Regions from separate parts of the Mus musculus genome. Here region 2 is linked to region 1. A link is a loop called in an ENCODE intact Hi-C map of the cell type or tissue named here. Cell type or tissue: heart. All regions are shown on one strand. Each heading gives the region's core, and the rest is flanking DNA. Links, peaks and the distances in the headings are about the cores only. Region 1 holds the start of Pik3r1 (phosphoinositide-3-kinase regulatory subunit 1). Region 2 overlaps Pik3r1 (phosphoinositide-3-kinase regulatory subunit 1).

What was found. Peaks named below come from ENCODE experiments on the same cell type or tissue, not always from the same donor. Only the 100,000 strongest peaks of a DNase experiment are listed, where the experiment ranks them.
Region 2: a loop joins it to region 1, with 3 times the contacts of the local background. A loop is called at or near these places in 3 of 42 quality-filtered maps.

What each region holds. Positions count from the first base shown.
Region 1 is chr13:101,763,772-101,773,222 of GRCm38, forward strand. It overlaps Pik3r1 (phosphoinositide-3-kinase regulatory subunit 1), which reads right to left and starts at 4,446. Exons shown (of 16, transcript NM_001077495.2): 1 at 4,206-4,446. In heart, for the core only: a CTCF peak has its summit at 4,927; DNase peaks (open chromatin) are centred at 2,520, 3,640, 4,530 and 5,090; H3K4me3 peaks cover 3,442 bases; H3K27ac peaks cover 2,908 bases.
Region 2 is chr13:101,715,161-101,723,160 of GRCm38, forward strand. The region is part of intron 2 of Pik3r1 (phosphoinositide-3-kinase regulatory subunit 1); the gene reads right to left. Among named protein-coding and RNA genes, the nearest start is that of Pik3r1, 49 kb to the right of the region's middle. In heart, for the core only: a CTCF peak has its summit at 4,566 (motif pointing left); DNase peaks (open chromatin) are centred at 3,011, 4,261 and 4,561; H3K4me3 peaks cover 655 bases.

The DNA.
Region 1 (9,451 bases), core at 841-8,840:
GCGTGCCTGAAGTGACAGTCAACTGCAGTTCCAGCACTCTTGTTCCGCTCTTGGTAACAATAGGACTGCTAGCAATATCGGCATTGAATGTCACTGCTGTTTGCACAATGCAGATTTAAAACCGAAACAGACAGGTGCCAGGAATTTTCTCTTGCGCTGCCTTTCAGTGCTGCAAGCAGTTCTAAAAAGAAGCCTGAAGCTACCTAAAATAAAACTCCTGCTGTAAATAGAGTCAGATAGAGCCTGCCTGTGGACTTAGCCCAAGTAATTCTCTCTCCAGACCCAAGGTGGAAGGTGGCCCAGGGGAGGTCAGGGGGCGTATGTGGGAGGGGGACAGAATTGTGACTTGGTGGCAGAGCACAAGGTGGGAGTCCCGACACTGCTATCTAGTTGAGTTTCATGGCGTCTTCCTCAAAGAGGAAAAACTGAACACAGTCACGCAATGCCCCCAGAGAATGAAGGCAGCTGGGTCCTCCTGGGATAAGCCCAGTTTGTCAGGACTACAGAGGCATTCCAGGAAGAAGGAAAGGGGCAAAGGCTGAACTGCTGGCCAGACACCCCGCCTGTAACTCCTCACAACACCCACTGGCAGAGCCTCCTGACCCTTTGGCCAGGCGCCTATGATTTCAATTCTCCCCCAGGTGATCATTAACCTGAGAACTGTTTTGACTACAGGTGCTTATGGGTATATATTTGATTTACTTTAAGGTATACAATAGTGGCAGAACAAAGTGCTGTTTTTACGATTTTTTTTTCTTTAGTAAGCTTGTACTCGGTGCACGTTTCTCCAGAAAATGGGAGGTTGGGGAGTGGGGGGGGGGGGAGGATAGCATGAGCCAGACAGACAAGCTATAAGTTTTTACACCCTCTATCTTTCAGTTCATTTGGCTTAGTGTACAAGAAACGGCCTTAATTGCCAGTACTTTAGGCAAGTGATTTCAATAAGAGTATTGGCAAAACCATGACCCCCCCACACAAAAAAAATTTCATTAGAGAGGAGTCAAAGGAGACTTTAAAAATTGCAATAAAATATGAGTGCTTAAAAGTTAATCACAACCGATGCTTTTTTAAATAAATAAATAAATAAATAAATAAAGATGCAATTTACACTGTCTTAAAAAAAAAAAAAAACAAAAAAAAAAACCCAAAAACCTGACAGTTGAGTTTGGTGGCACAAGTTTGTAATCCCAGGGCTTGGGAGATAGAGGTGAACCACTCCAGAGTACAAAGTCAAGTTCTGCTACATTAAGAGTTCAAGGCCAGGGTGGACTGCATGAGAAACTGCCTCCAAACTGATACATTCTCACACATACAACTAATAGCCCCTTGGACTGACAGGTGACTTTCTGGTTTTCCTAGCTTCCCCAGGACGCTTCATCTCCTGCCTTAGCTAGCAAAGCCCTACGTCATGGAAAGGGCTTTGTGCTTTGCTTGCCCTGTGTAATGAGCCTAATAGACTGATAGGAGCTCAATCCATCTGCGTGTGTACACCTTATTCATGAGAGATTCAAAGTCAAAAGCGCACATGCAAACCTTAGCTTGGCTTGTACAGACGACTTGCCCATGGGACTATTTCCCCAGGTGACTCATTCGCTATCTCTTTATCCAATAAAACACATTTTGCAAGTCAAAAAAAATGTAAACACAATAAAAGCTGGACCAGAATTCCTCCTACTGTAACAAGTATGTGGATAATTTTCTCAAAGTAAATGCCTTTTACAACATTTCGCTGCACTACTTAGGAGACAGAGTGGCAGAGAAGAAATGTCCATCAACACAACAAACTTCAAGTTCCATGGTGGGCTCAGAAACAGTTGAAAGGAAAAGCCACTGTTTTTAAGGGTACTAGGTCTGTGGAGGTTGAGTAAACTTGAACTTAAGATTCAAAGCCTTTTGAGAGATTAGCCTGAGAGGGAAAGAGACAAGAAAAGGCTAATGAATATGAACAAACTATGGTACATGCATGTAGAAAAATGTCCCCCCAAAAACCTCACTGTTGTATACAATTAATATATACTTAATAAAAGAACAAAAGGGCAGGGGGTGCACTGATCAGGTTAGGTGTAATTAACAGTTCCAAAAGATGCATGCACACCACCCACCATCAGCAGCCAAAAATGCATATTTCTATGTGTTCAATTGCTCAGTTTTCCCAAACTAACTTCATACATTAGAAATGTACCAAACACACACACACAGCTAAAGAAAACAATAAATGGAGTCAGTGGGCAGTGAAATCCTTCTTTTTACATGACTGCAGTGCATCCCAGATGTGAAAAAGCAGAATGCTATCATAAAAATGCAAATAAAATGACAGATAACAATGTGCACATGGCAGAGTTCTGTTATGCAACTAGGAACAGGTCTTGGTGCAAGATGAAAGTTAAAAGCAAACTCCCACAACAGTCTGAGAGCCAGTTATCAGCTGCATCCAACTTTCTTCAAATCGTAAAAGCTGACAGACTGCTATGGAAAAGTGGCGTGGCCTGCAACAGGCACTTAGAGGAAGGCAGCCAGCAGTGGCGTGGCACAGAACTCCTGCCAGGCAAGGAGCTTCCCCCATTTAAACCTGCCTTTGAACCACAAGAGGCACAAGAAAAACCAGGATCATTTTCTTTGTAATAAGCAAAAAGCACATGTTTTCCAAAGTTTAAGCAACTTGTGTGCTTCAGAAAATGGTCTGCTTGAGTGCAACTGTCAAAAAAAAAATGAAAAAAAAGGGGGGGGCTCTTGGGGTGCTGGTTCCCTGCTCAGTGACAAACGATGCATGGGCGGCTCACCTGTGCAGAAGGCCCTGAAGTCCTAATGATATCTACTTTAGCAATCAATCTGCTCTGAGGCAGAAATAAACCCATCTGCCTACTACAAGCTTTCTTAGCTCATAATTTACTATCTTTCAAATGCCCAACATGGAACACAAGCTAATGAAATATTAAGAGAGGCTTGCACAAGGAGCCTAGGTCAACCAGCTTTGTGAGTAACCCTACCACCTAAAACTTGAAACTCGATCTCACTGAAATGACAATCTCATGCTACACTTAAAACCCGGAACTGCTTCATCCTTTCCTATTTCACACTGTCTGACAAAGAGGAAAAAGACAGGAAAAGAAAAGGGGGAAAATTAAGTCCTAAAATCATGAAACCCCTAAATAAAGCATAAATTCACACCAGTACAGCAATAGAGCCTGCAGCTTCTTCAAGAATTAACGGTGGAAGTGAGACCTTTCCGGTATTACTAGCGCCAGGAGCAGAATTCCCCTGAATACAGTGCCGGCACACAGCATTCAACATGTCACAGCCACTCCGCTCACACCCTTGCGTTATTGTGCGCGAAAGCTGGTTACTAAAATGCATTTCTGTACATGCGTGCCTGGTCAGAGCGTTTCTATTCTCTTTGTCTCGTGATCTGCCGGGCAGTTTCTGCCTTTGGGAAGGAAGTAGCTTGCAGACAATTCCCCCAGATATTTTAGCTCTGGCTTGCACGCGGGCCGGTTCTCCCTGGCCGGCAGCTTAGTGCTGGGCAGGTCCTTCCAGGGTCGCCCCGCGTTAGGAAAAGCTGGATTTCCGGGCGGTGCCAGGATCCCACTCATTATGCCTCCAGCAACCTGCCCAAGCCCGGCGGGCGCCAGACGCCGAGCTAGAGCCCCAGCCACCGACCGCCCCGAGGAGCACTTCCCCCACCCCGGAAGAGGAGGGAGGCAAACTTCGGAGGGCGGGGGCTGGGGGCGAGCTCCGGGGACCACCATGGCCCAGCCTGGCCGGAGACCCCGGCTGGGGCTCCGGGCCTGGAGGGTACGCCGCGCTAACGCAAAGGCAGCGATCCAGGCACTCTCCTCGCGCGCTCCCGGCTTCGGAAAGCTGCAGGGCGATCGGGGACCCTCGGAAGCGTGAGGTGACGGAGGAGGAGGGGAGCCGGTGACCGCTGGCAACTCCAGGACCGAACGCTCCGGGTAACGAGCACAGCCCGCCCGGGGTGGCACGAAGGAAATGAGAGCAGGAGGTGGCTGCGACCAAGCAAGCTGGTCACTGGCCGGAGAAGGCTTCCAAGTGGCCGAGAGATGCTGGCGACTGGGAGCTGGCAGCCTGCTCGCTTCCCCTTGAGTGGCTCGGCAGCAGAAGTGGCTGCCGGTGACAGGAAGAGCAGCGGCCGTGCGCGTTCGCACCGCTTCCCCCTCCCGGGCACACCGGGACCCGCCGCCGCCTACCTCCGGGTCGGCTCGCTTCCTTCCTCTGCCCAGCCTGGGCTTCAGCGGCCTCTGAAGCTCCCAGCTCCCAGGCTCCTGCGATCCAGCTGCGACCTGCCGTCGCTTCGCTGTCCCGGTTCCTTGGCTGCACAGCCGTCCTCACCGCTACCGCTGCCGCTGCCGCTGCCGCTGCTTCCTCCAACTCGGCTCCAGCTGCTAGCTACTCCTCTCCCTGAGCGGCGCAGCTCCAGCGCCAGGCGCCAGCCCCACCCCGGGCCCGCCCCTGCGCCCCGCCCCCAGATACACACCAATCAACGCCCGAGACCCCGCCCCCCAGCGCCCGAGCCGCGCCCTCCGCCTCTGCCAGTCTCCGGGAGGGCTACCAAGGTCTAGGAGCTACGCTCTGTGCTGCCGACCCTACCCCGCACCCCTCGCTGCCCTCGCCCCCGCCCCCGGCTCGGGGATGCCCCGGGCGACTGGACGGCGCGCGCCCTCCGCTACGGAGCGCTCTAACTCTGCGTGCTTGGGGCTGGCTCGCCTGCGGGGCGTCGCCCAGGCCCGAAGCAGGGAGTTCAAATGGGGATGGGGGTGGGGGGTGGGAAATAAGTTCAGGCCTCTCTGGAGCCCAGCCGGCTGCCTGCGAGACCCTGCCTCTTTCGAATCCACTAGAGCTTCAGGACAGTGGCTGGGTTCAGGAAGATGCAGATGCGAGGGCTCGCCAAAGCGGGGAGGCCCTGTAATTCCTGGCCTTGCCTGCCCAGCTTCCCTAGTGGTCAGAAAAACCGCGCCACCCGGCGTGGCACTCCCGGGGTGAAGGAGGGGTGAAAGGGTGAGCTGGAGCAACGAGTGCCCGCCGCCTGCAAAAGCCTGGCACGGCTGCCTCCAGGAACCAAGGCGGGATCTAGAGGAAAAGGAGTGTTCTGTGAGGAGGGCGCATACCGGGTGATCTCTGGCAGTCCTTGCAAGGCAGAGCCTATGTAGGTCATTCAGCCAGTCCACCGCCTTCTAACGCTTCTGATAGGCTGGAGAAACTCAAATGAAGTCTATGGTTTGTTAGATGTAAAAATGTAGATCCTTGGAGTAGAAACCACTATGGAAGCTGCTCAAGAAAAAAGTGATAATGGCTCAGCCTTCCCAGATAAGAAAGGATGATAGCCCCGTGTTTTGTCTTCATAAAAACGTTCAAGAACTCATGGACTTTTTAAATTTTGCTCCCAAAATATGTCTTATTTTGTAGTTCAGGAACCTGTAGCCACCCACCCTTCTTGCCCTAAAGATCCCTTTTGCAGCTATTCTGGCAACAAAATGCTTTTTCTTAACCAAGAACTTAGTCTGTTGTCAAATTCTAAATTTGGTAGTGTATTACTGTGAGTTTTGGAAGCAGAGGGAAAAAATGAAATTCACAGTTTATGTTAAACAAATGCAGTCACGTTTAAAGGTGACGCCCATTCTAAAAGAAGAGATCTCAGTACACAATTCAGGTACTAATGTTTCTGGTACTCTTGGTATCTAATAAAGACAAAAGCAGGCTGCTACCCACATCACATTTAAGAATTTGCCTACCCATTGGACACGCAAACTTTATATGCCCCAGTACAGGGGAACGCCAGGGCCAAAAAGGGGGAGTGGGTGGGTAGGGGAGTGGGGGTGGGTGGCTACGGGGGACTTTTGGTATAGCATTGGAAATGTAAATGAGCTAAATACCTAATAAAAAAATGGAAAAGAAAAGAAAAAAAAAGAATTTGCCTACACAGAAGATGGCCTAGTTGGCCATCACTGGGAAGAGAGGCCCTTTGGTATTGCAAACTTTATATGCCCCAGTACAGGGGAATGCCAGGGCCAAGAAGCAGAGTGGGTGGGTAGGGGAGCAGGGCGGGGGGAGGATATAGGGAACTTTCAGGATAGCATTTGAAATTTATATAAAGAAAATATCTAATAAAAAATAAAATAAAGAATTTGCCTACCATTCAGGATGTGGTGACAAGTCTGTAATCCCAGCACTTTGAAGCTGAAGCCATAGTCTCGAGTTCAAACCAGCCTAGTCTTTATAGAATCTCTCTGAATATAGATTATGTTAATTTGTGTAGGGAGATCCATCTTAATTATGAGTAGAATCACACCTAGGGCAGGAAATTCTGTACTGTACGAATGGAGACAAAAAATGAGGGCTATGCATGCATGCATTACTGGTTGCTCTTATCTGATTGAGGGCATAAGGTGGCCAGCTATTCAAGTTCCTATGGCCTTAACTTACCCACCATGATAGACTACTCTGAACTGTGAGTTAAATGCTTTCTCCTGTAAGTTGCTTCAGTCGGAGTATTTAATAGTGGCAATTAGAAACCAAGGTACAGGGGTACATTCTTCCGTAGTCTGTGAAAGGAAGAGCCTCCTGGTGGATGGCCGTGGTGTGTTTCCTGCGGTAGAAGCCCTTAAATCTAATCCAAACTAAGACAACTCAAGTAATAAAACATTCACAGATGTTTTCTTTAGTTTTCCTCTCCTCGAAGAAAATACAAACTTTGCTAGCTCTCTCCTCCCTTTGGGCTCACTAGAGTCTTGGAAAGAGGCTCCAGCATAGGATTCTATTCAGCCGTAAAAAAGCATCTAATTCCCAACTGCACTTCCTCTTAATAGAAAAGTCTTCAGCAATTGATTATGCACTTACACGTTCTTTGACTTATTTTCATTATAACTGAACACAACACACAGCTTATGTCCAAAGAGGGTCACATGAAAGAAAAATAATTTTTCCATACCCGGGCACCAAATAATCTATTTCATTGATATTAAATTGATACCTTCCCACACATTTTATTTCCATTTCCCATAGATTTTATGAATTAAAAGCAATAACAAAACAATATGACTATTCATACTTGGAGTATGAGCCTGTGTGCATATGTATACATATTCACATGTGTATGCATGTGTGTGCCTGTGTATACTTAACAGTGGAGTCTTCCTCATTCTCCACCTTATGGATTGAGGCAGGGTCTCCCACTTGAACCTGAAGCACCCATCAGATACTACAGCTAGCCAATTTGCACCAAAGATTTTCTGCCTCTGCACATTGTACATTGGGATTTACAGTCAAGCCCCTATGCCCACCCACATTTACTTGAGCACTAGGGCTCTGAAGTCAGGTACTTACCCTTGCATGACAAGTTCTTAGCCTTATACTTGTGTTTTCTAGTAACCTCTTGAGTAAAACCTTATCTGGGAACACAAACTGTAACTGTAATAAAGCAAGAAGCTGATATGATAAGGCAAAGGGGCCCCTGTGCCACAAGCTTTCTCTTCATTTCTACAAAAACCCCAGATGGGCAGGACTGTGAACATCTCCTTGGAGTTTCCTGGAAATGCAAATTATCTGTCTTCTCTAAACCAAAAATGTCAGATTGGAGTGGAAAGAAAAAAAAAAGCTGTTTTAGGAAACTCTCCAAACCATTTGTTGCATGCTGGGAGTTGAGAATGATTATCCTGGGCCTTCTGGGACATACTGGAACCCACCCCAATAAAATGCTCGTATGTCACGTAGACACAGCGTTCTGGTTTGCTTTCTATTGCTGGGAGAAAGACCATCACCAAAAGCAGCTTTAGGAGGAAAGGGAAGGGCTTTCTTCCTTTTCCAGCCTGCAGTCCATCATGAGGGAAAGTCGAGGCAGGAACTGAAGCAGGGGTCATAGAGGAATTGCCTGTCTTAGTCTGCATAAATCCCTCACCTTTCTCTTTTGTACAATCCAGGAGCACCTCCGCAGGGGTGACATCACCCACAGTGGGCTGCACCCTTCCACATTAATCAGGAATAAATAAATAAATGTCCCACATTTTTATCTACTGGCCAATATAATAAAAAGTTTTTGTCAATTATGAAGCCCTCTTCCCAGAAGACTCTACCTTGACTCTACCTTGTGTCAAATTGACAAACAGACAAACACACAGCACACACAATTCAACCAGTACTTATCAAACTGTTGGCTTTGGTTATTTGATAAATATGTCAGAAGATGGGAAATTCCCAACAGAGATACAAGAGTATCATCGCTGGCAAAGATGGCATGGAAATCAGAGTCAATCAAGGACCCGAACTACAGAGAAAGAGTTTGAGTAACCATAATTGAGACAATAGCCTCAACAGTGAAAACAAGTAGGATGCATCCATTGGCCATCTGTACTAACCGTGATGTTAGAATGTGCTTCCACTGGCCTTGAAATCTTAGTGTGTATTTTAGGTTTTCAAACACAAACCAAATGAGTACCAGTGTCCTGGAGTCTTCGTCAACACCAGACCCACAGATCAGCTGCACCGGCAGAATTAAGAACGGGTCACAAATGCAGAATACAAGGTTCTGTCCTAGACGGCCTAGATCACAAGCTGCAGTTGAGCAGAATTGCCAGGTGATACACATACAGGTTAAATGATGTGTCTAAGTGGCCCTCCATCTTAATCATAGAACAATATTGCCTGGAGAGTTTACCAAAAATCCCAGATCTGCTCTATATCCCCGAGATGGATTCTATAAAGAGGTGAGCCATGAGAATCAATCATTTCTAAGTCTCTTCACATGACATCAAGGTGAATCCAGCTTTTAAAAAATCCTACCTCAGAGAATCCAAGTAGGAAAGATCTCTTTAGCAATGTGGACAGGAGTTGAAACATCTGATCTCATGAAGAGCAGCTGATGCTGGAGGCTAACTGATGGTTGCTGCCTAGACTGTAAGCCCGGGTTTTCCATACCTTCTGGCTTTCAGAAAGAAGCTGGAAATTTATGTTTATAGGAAATCCCCTGATTATCACATGGTAGCAACTAAGTCAGAGCATTTTTATTTTGTTTGTGTGTTTGTTTGATTGTTTGTTTGTTTGTTAAATGTGGGTTAGGCCAAGAGTGTGATGGTCACCTTTGTGAGTTTCAAAAAAAAAAAAAAAAAAGGTTAGGCTGAGGGTGTTCATATGCTGATACAAAGATCTGAGTTCCTGACATCTTCTGCTCTTTATGAACACTGTAGGTACTCAATGCCTCTGAGTTGGTGACTTCTGAGGATCATGTAGTCTTTTGCCAGTGCTTTTCTTTCTCCCCCTTTTTCTGCCTAATAGTTGAGAAATACTTGGGGCAAATCCAAGCTGTATGTTACTTACCTCAAGATCTTCAACTATTCTGAATATCTAGGTTAAATACATATAATACAGATCTGGGGGGAGGGGGAGAGATTATTGACCAGGATGCTTAATGCCGGAGTAAGAATTGAAAGAGCTAGCATTCCTA
Region 2 (8,000 bases), core at 1-8,000, 49 kb before region 1:
CTACTAAAGCCATAAAGTGACTTCAGGATACAGAAGGGCAAGGTTACACTTAATCTTTGACAGGCAAGCTAATTAATTGTGATCTTTATCACCTAAATTGGAATGTGATGTAAAGATGACAACTTACTGTGCACAGCGAATTAAAATGCTGAGCAGGAGGTAAATAGGGAAGAGAGTGAGCCCCCCACCCCCATTTCCTAGCAAGAAAATAATTTATAGTTGAGTCCAAGGAATTTCAAAGGCCAGTGATTTATAAGGAAGTTGGTCCTTTGGTCTGTTGGCTTAGAAAGATTTCATTTGAAGCATGACTTAGATAACCCCTAAAAGAAAGAATGGGGAGGTGGAAGTGGGGAGTAAGAGAAAAAAAAATCACATTTCACATATGTTCTCGTGGTGGCACTTGGCTCTTTGTTGAATGCATGAAGGAAGGAGTGTTAATGGCACCAGCTAAATGTCCCCACACCTTTTAACATGTATGCTCTTTTTTCTTTTTTCATACCAGCTCAAAGATGTATAGTCTTTATTGTTTTTTTGATGTAAAGACAAGGAAACAGAAGTTGAGAAATTAAGCCACTTGGTCCATGTCATAAGCTCCTAAGTAGTGTGTATGTGCTTAGCATGGGCCAGTTTTCTCTTCATCAGTCCCTGGTTTGGACATGTTTGCTATGATGTTTCCCAAAATTTCAAGGTTCCCAAATTTCAGTGGTAACTGCAGTAAGAATGTCATGTAATACAGAAGACATGTGATCCTCATTCCCATCAGGCAATGGCCAAGTACTGGTGGGTTCAAGAAAAGCCACCTCAACAGCAGCATCCGCTTATGTATCTCCTGCCCCCAAGTTAGACAGCAGATGTATTCTCTTCCATTCTCACACTGTTTTGATATACAGGTAATCAGGGGTACACACAGTGGAGCAGTGGGCACCCCTGTTCATAGCAGATGGAAGTAGGAACACCTTGCAGAACAAGGTGAGCGAGGGCTGGACGCAATGCTCACATCTCTCCTATATACATTTGATACTAAACCTCACCATCAAATGTATAAAAACGTGTTACAAATGCTCCAATGAAGCCAGATCATAGGAGGAGTTTGAGAAGCCCCAGATGCAATTAGAGGAGATGGAAGGGACTGGAAAGTTAACATGGTGACCCCAGAGGCCAGGAAGATGTCTGATCTCAGCTGGCAAACCCACTGATCAGGCAGAAGCAAATGCTGGCCAACGGAGGACAGAATTTGAGGAGGAGGAGCTGCCAAAGCAGTAAACTGGTTCAGATGAACAATGCTGAGAGTTTTAAGAAAGGCTGGATGGACATCAGAGGCAACAGAGAATCACCAGACCCCATCCTAGTCAGCCATTACTTTTCTCTGACATTTAAAAATATACTGAAAACTTGAATGCCTGGCTATACTCCACCTAGACCCAACAATTAATATTTTGTCATAAATGTTATCTGTAATTATTTTTATGGTACATTTCAAGGTAAGGGATGTGATTCAGTTGCCTTGGACTATATTGTGTTTCCCATAAATCATATGTTGAAGTCCTTTGAGGTACCACCCTCTGCCCCTAAAGTGAGGATACTCAAGAGACAGCCTCTGGAAGATTATTGAGTTTAAATGAGGTTTGTGTGTGTGTGTGTGTGTGTGTGTGTGTGTGTGTGTATGGGGGGGGGGGGGTCCTTCATAATGAGAGCAGTGGTCTCACACTTTCCAGAGGAGGATCTGTGGAAGGAGGCATAAGGCTTCCTTACCAGGTCTTTACCAAATTACCAGAGTTTACTAAGGTTTTATGGTAACCTGAGCTCATGTATCAAGATCCACACCTAAAGTGAAAACAAAGCAAAACAAAACAAAACAAAAAACTTCCTTTGTCTAGAAAGTCAGTAGCAAACTCTTTTAAGTATTTAGAAAACACCTCTATGGGTAAGAATGTTTCTGACAGTGATGAAGAAAGAGGGTTGCTGTATAAGGTTTCAGGTACTTATCAATAATTCCAGCTGAGCAAGTGATTGATACCCATGCTTCGAGATCTCAGACCACAACTTTCAAGGAGCAAGAATTGAGGATGAGTGTTCCTCCAGCTATAAAGAGAAAAGGACGCCAGGAGCCAGAATACTGATAGCTGTTCCCTAGCTGTGCTTGGTTTCAAAGGCTGGTTTTACAGTGAAACTCCGCAAAACACCTTGTGTTACGCAGCAGATGGAACTAAGTAGAAGGTCTCCCTGTCTCAGTGATTAAGTTGGATATCCTACCTAATGTCATATCAACAGATATTGGGGGCAGAGACCCTTGTTGTTTGGTGCATCTCGAGAGTCACAACTTGACTGAGGTCCCGAAGTTCTGGCTAAGGGCAAGACTCCTTGGTTTGGATGTGTGGTTTGGAGAGACTGTGGAAATGGGGCATTGGAGATGCAGTGGAGCCCAGTTACCATGACTAGAGGTGAGAAGCCCCTTGTCTTTCACTCTCAAACCCCTAAGAGCTTGGGAGGCCGTATAATTATCCCCATTTTACAGATGAGGAAAAGGAAGATTTAAAATAACGACGTGATTTGCCCAAAGTTAGTACAGCAGTTAAGTGGCAAACTAATCTGAATGGATCCAGTTTGCTTTCTTGGGAGGCCCACTTGGTGCGCGCTGGAGGTTACCCAGCCAAGAACAGAGGCTGCAAAAAGCTTTGAATAAGATGGATATAAACGATCCTGGCAACACGTACGGGCCTTGGTGACAAGAAGCATGTTTGTTCAAGTCGGGCTGGGATTGGTGGGTCAGCATCTTACCATCACTTCTCCTTTATCAGGCCTGAGCCCCTGCCAGGCTAAATATTTTTGGGACAGCATTTATTAAATATTTTTCTCATAAGGCTAAACTAAGCACATTCTTCCTCAGGAATGTCACTGGGTTTATTCAGCTAAAAATAACTGGCCAACTTATCATATTTGGCAAACTATGAAGGGCTCACTGTGAGTCATCAGGTGGAAGAAAGGTCCAGTAAAGACCTGGGCACTGGTGGGTATGAGCATTAGCTGCCCTTCCAAAGGACTCAGGATCGATTGTCAGTGCCCGCACAGCAGTTCACAATGGCTAACTCCAGTCCCAGGAGATCCAGTGACGACTTGTGGCTTCTGAAGGCAGGACATGCACACGGCACCCACACAAAACACCCATACGTGTAAAAATAAATAACCACAACAAAATATATGGAGACTAGAATATCAGAGGAAGAAGAAGAAGAAGAGAAAGATGGATTGCATATGGGATGGGCAAGAAAGATGAATGACTCAAAAATACTGAATGGAAAATTCACAATAAAATTCGAGAAATACATGAGAAACTGAGGTTGTAACAGTCAGAGTTATTCATTAACAAAACCCCTTAATTAAAAAAAAAAAAGACACAGGCAGAAAGCTTTATTCCACAGAATAAAGGCAAATGATCTTGAGATAAAGGTAAACACAGCCTTAATGGTGTGAAGGGTCATGGTTTGAAAGAAGTCAAGCAATATGTCTTTACTACTACTGTTCCGCGCGGGCAATTAATTCTGGTGGGCGAACACATTTTCCTCTATCAAAAGACACCACATTCATCAAATAAATGAACACAAACTTACCCACCTCTTCACTAAAGAAGTGACCTTGGCTTTAAGAACGTTAAATGGGCCCACTGAAGCAAGATGGACTGTCTCAGTACAGTCTCTTACAAGCACCGCCAGTTGGAACTAGTACTAAGCTATGGCAACTCATTTATGTCAGGCTAACTTTTTTTTTCCCTTAACTGCAATACCAGGAAGCACTGTAGATAGAACTGTCGCAAAATATTAAGTATATATTGATTGCATCTGACCTTGTTCCGCCAAAGATTCTCAGAATAAGCTAACAAACAGGGAGATGACATTTGAGGAGTGCTTGTGTCGTAATAATTGCTTAAAGGTCTGGGGGGCGGGGGGGGGAGCGTGAAGTAGGCAACTCAATATAAAGGAGCAACCTGCTGAATGAAAAGTTGTAAAATAAGCCTGCCGCCCATCTGGGTGGCAACCAGTCAGGCTTTTTAATCAACACCTTAGCTCCTACTCCTGCAGACAGGACGCAGCTGAAACTTCCTGGCTGCAAAGTGGGATTGGTGGGAAAATGCTGATTTTCTATAAATGGAAATACCTGGGATGTTGTTAATGAAAAAGAACCAGTGACTCAGCCTGGCAGAGGGGAAGGCACTGCCCTCGCTGTGGGGTGCTCTCTTCTGCCATTAGCATCTCACAGAGGACCCTTTCTGTGTTCCCCTTCCGCCCCGCTTAGCCACTACTTCTTTGTAGGGTTGAACAGGAAGTGATAGCGCCTGCACCATGGGAAGGAGTTTTGTACATTTTGTTCTATCAGATTAGCCCCAGTAACTTTATGAATTATGAGCTGTCAACTCCTTTTTCAACCGCTATAGAATATGCTTCTTAGAAATTGTAGCTATAAATAAAACAACAGATGTTTTCAATTGGCTCCAATAGCGCTTGGGCAACTTCGTTCAAGGGGAGAAGTGAAAAGAAATCATTGTAAGACTGCGTTAGGGCTCCGCCTGCTGGTCGCTTTTGCAACAGCCTTGTAAAGACATGCTCATTGAAGCCACTTAGGAAAACCAGAGAGGGGTTAAAAGCCAGCCGTGGCCTCTCTGTGAGTTTTATGTTTTGTATGACTAGATCCTCTTCTAGGCACAACTGTCACTATATCTAGAAAAGAAAAGGGGGGGAGGGGGATCCAAAAGAGGAGGAACATGCTTGAGCTGTTCCTGGTTTCTCTATGGGCAGTGAGAGTCAGGGAACTTTGAACTAAATATCCAGTATCTCGGGATCCTCGCGGTGCAGCTGAGAGAAATTGTCAAAGATTAATAGGATTAATAAGACCAGCCATATTAAACTGCTTCTAGTTCTTAAACTCTAGGGGGGAGTTGGAAACATAGCTAAATAGGAAAGTATTAAATTTACACCTTTCAGGTGGATTTAGCAGCCAATGGTTGATTGGACTGAGCGTGGGGGGTCCCCTCCCTGATGGAGGAGTTGGAGAAGGGACTGAAGGAGCTGAGGGGGTTTGCCGCCCCGTATAGGGAGCAACAGTGTCAACAGGCCAGTCACCCCGGAGCTCCTGGTGACTGGACCAACTACCAAAGAATACACATGGAGGGACCCATAGCTCTGGCTGCATATGTGGCAGAGGATGGCCTTGTTGGACATCAGTGGGAGGAGCAGCCCTTGGGCCTGAGGGTGTTCAATGCCCCAGTGTAAGGGAAGCCAGGGCGGGAGGTCGAGAGTTGGGGGGGGCGCACCCTCATAGAGACAGGAGAAGGGGGAATGGGATAGGGGGGTTTCCAAAGGGGAGACCTGGAAAGGGGAAAACATTTGAAATGTAACTAAAGAAAATATCCAAAAAGTGTTCTCTGCTGCCATGCTACCGAAACCCTGTCAATCACGTGTTAGGGATGGCTGGCATCAGCAAGCACAGGTTCCTTCAAATGTGTGTGCAAAACATTAGAAAGTGAGAGGGTGGTAGGAGTCACTGACACATCGTCTGGTTACAATGACCTATCCTTCTGAACCTAAGGTGTGGGGCTTAAAGCAGGCTTTGCAAATTAAGTATTCATTTTCACTCTGCTAGAATAAAAAAGACTGAAGAGCTCCGGTGACCTCTGAACATGGACCTCGCAGAAGACAACGGGCCATGTGGCCTTAACGTGAATCTCAAAGCCTGGGGCAGCTACAAATCAGAGATCATGGCTGCAGGAGCCTCTGTGTGTTCAGATCTGGTGGGGAAGGAAGACCGTGGAACTGCGAATAGCATGAAGCCAGTTAGTGAGGGAGGAAAGGGGATAGTGGAAACTATGGTACACATTCAGGCCGCTACACATTGAGGCCACTTCCGGGAGCCGACACAGCAGCCTCCTTGTCTCCTTTGGGATAGACTGGGAGGCTGGTGTGAGTGCTTACCCTCCCCCCCTCCCCCCCCCCCCCCCCCCCCGCAAAGAGGTTAAGGCTCTAGGAGGGCTTCTCTTTCCAGTCCTCACTCTTCCCTACTTCTGAGTCATCTGTCAAAGTAACCTCCTTTGATGGTTTTGGAATTCTGAGCAATGCATGCACAGCACTATAGGACTCTGAGAAAAGGGTGGGGGAACAAATCTGCCTGTGAACTACTACAGTCAGTCAATGACAGGACAGGGACAGGTGGCTTAGTCTGAGGAGCCCACTCTGCTCCCACCACAGGTTATTCTGGGGTGTGTGTGTGTGTGTGTGTGTGTGTGTATGTGTGTGTGTGTGTTACCATTCAGTCATTTCATTCTTCAGAAAACTATGTTTTTTAAAATGTGGTTATGGGAAAATAATCCCGTTCCACACAAGATCAGAGACAATGCACTAAGGCCAGAGCATCTGAACTGTGGGTACAAAGACTGTCGTCGTCATCGTCGTCATCGTCGTGGCCAACATGATGATGATTTAATATGTGCTACATTCTGGACTTGAGTGGGTGTACTGAAATTTCCAAATACAATTGTCCACAACACCGTGAGGAGGGCTCTGCCATCATCCCATCTTTATGAGGAGGTGGGCAGACCGGAGACCCAGATAAAGAATTTGTTCAGTCTCACACAACCAAACCAGCCAGAACCAGCATTCAATTCAAGGGACTCCCCATGTACTAAGTAAGTACTTCATCAATGGACTGTCCAGAGCCAGATGGCAACATTATTAGTGGTTCTGTGGCCAGAGAACGGACTCAGGAAGTGAGAACTGCTCCTTGCCTGGTCTGGCCTTTACAGAACATAGTCTTCTTTCCTAAGAGAGTCCACCATTAAATGCATAGCATATCTGATTGCTGGCTGTCCAATGGAAGCAAGCCCCATCATAGCGACTCGACACACATCCCTCCTCACTCTTAAAAACCACAAGAGTGCTTGTGAGAGCAGCTTGGGCACAGTTCTCTCCTTTCCCAACTGACCATTCACTTTGGAAGGGGAAAATGCCAGATCTTAGATGAAATCACGCAGAATACATGACACAGCCACCATGTGGACTTCAGACTGGGACAGAAACAAGTCACAGGGCCCTGCAACAGGGGCTCTGAACAGAAGGAGGCGTGGAATCAAGTTTCCTGACATGCATCCTGCACTTACTCTTATAAATGTAAAACAGAAAATGAATTAACCAAAACTTTTACGGTCATTCTTGCCCGCCCTAGTCACACTTGGAACAATGTCAGCACAGAGCAAGGACCTGCCAGCAGGCTGTGACACAAGACTGGTAGACTCAGAACTGGGTAGACAGCAGTGCTCTTTCAAACAGTCTTCCGATCTTCTTCTGTGTGGCTTTGGTCATCTGGGGGATGTATTCATTTCAAAATAAAAACTATTAAGACAAACAAATGAACTATACCATAGTGTTCCAAGAGGATCGAGTAAGCAGGCACACTTTTACTGGGGTTATTCAAGATGGCTCTGCCCTCCTGGAAAGGCATTTGGGCTGAGCTGAGTGGAGCTGGGAACACCCACAGCATTTGACACAAGCCAAAAACCTGTTGGGTTTCCAGCTATCTCGGAGTTTGTCATAGTGTCCAGCGTGAGAGCAGGACATGAGCAGGGCTCTACTGAAACGGTGTGATTAGTAAGGTTCTTGCATCTGACGCTTCTCCATCTGTCCCTGGCTTCCCTTTAAACGAACAGGAAGTTTGACTGTGTGCCTCCTGCTTCGAGACCATCATCTGCTAACTGCAGATGACAGAAGGTTCAATTACCAGGGAAAGACTGGCATCGCTTAGCCATTAAGTCAGAAAGCCCACACGGTCTGCTTAGGTTCACATCTGGACAATATGAGCAGGAATAATTTCATTTATTAAATTAGGGGTTATTAACATGTCCCATATTGGCTGAAAGACAAATGGACAGAAGTTATAATATAAAAGGGGTCGAGGTAGAAATATCTACCAATATTAGAGACAGAAGCAGGCTCCTTATAGAACTGAGTTTCTTCTTG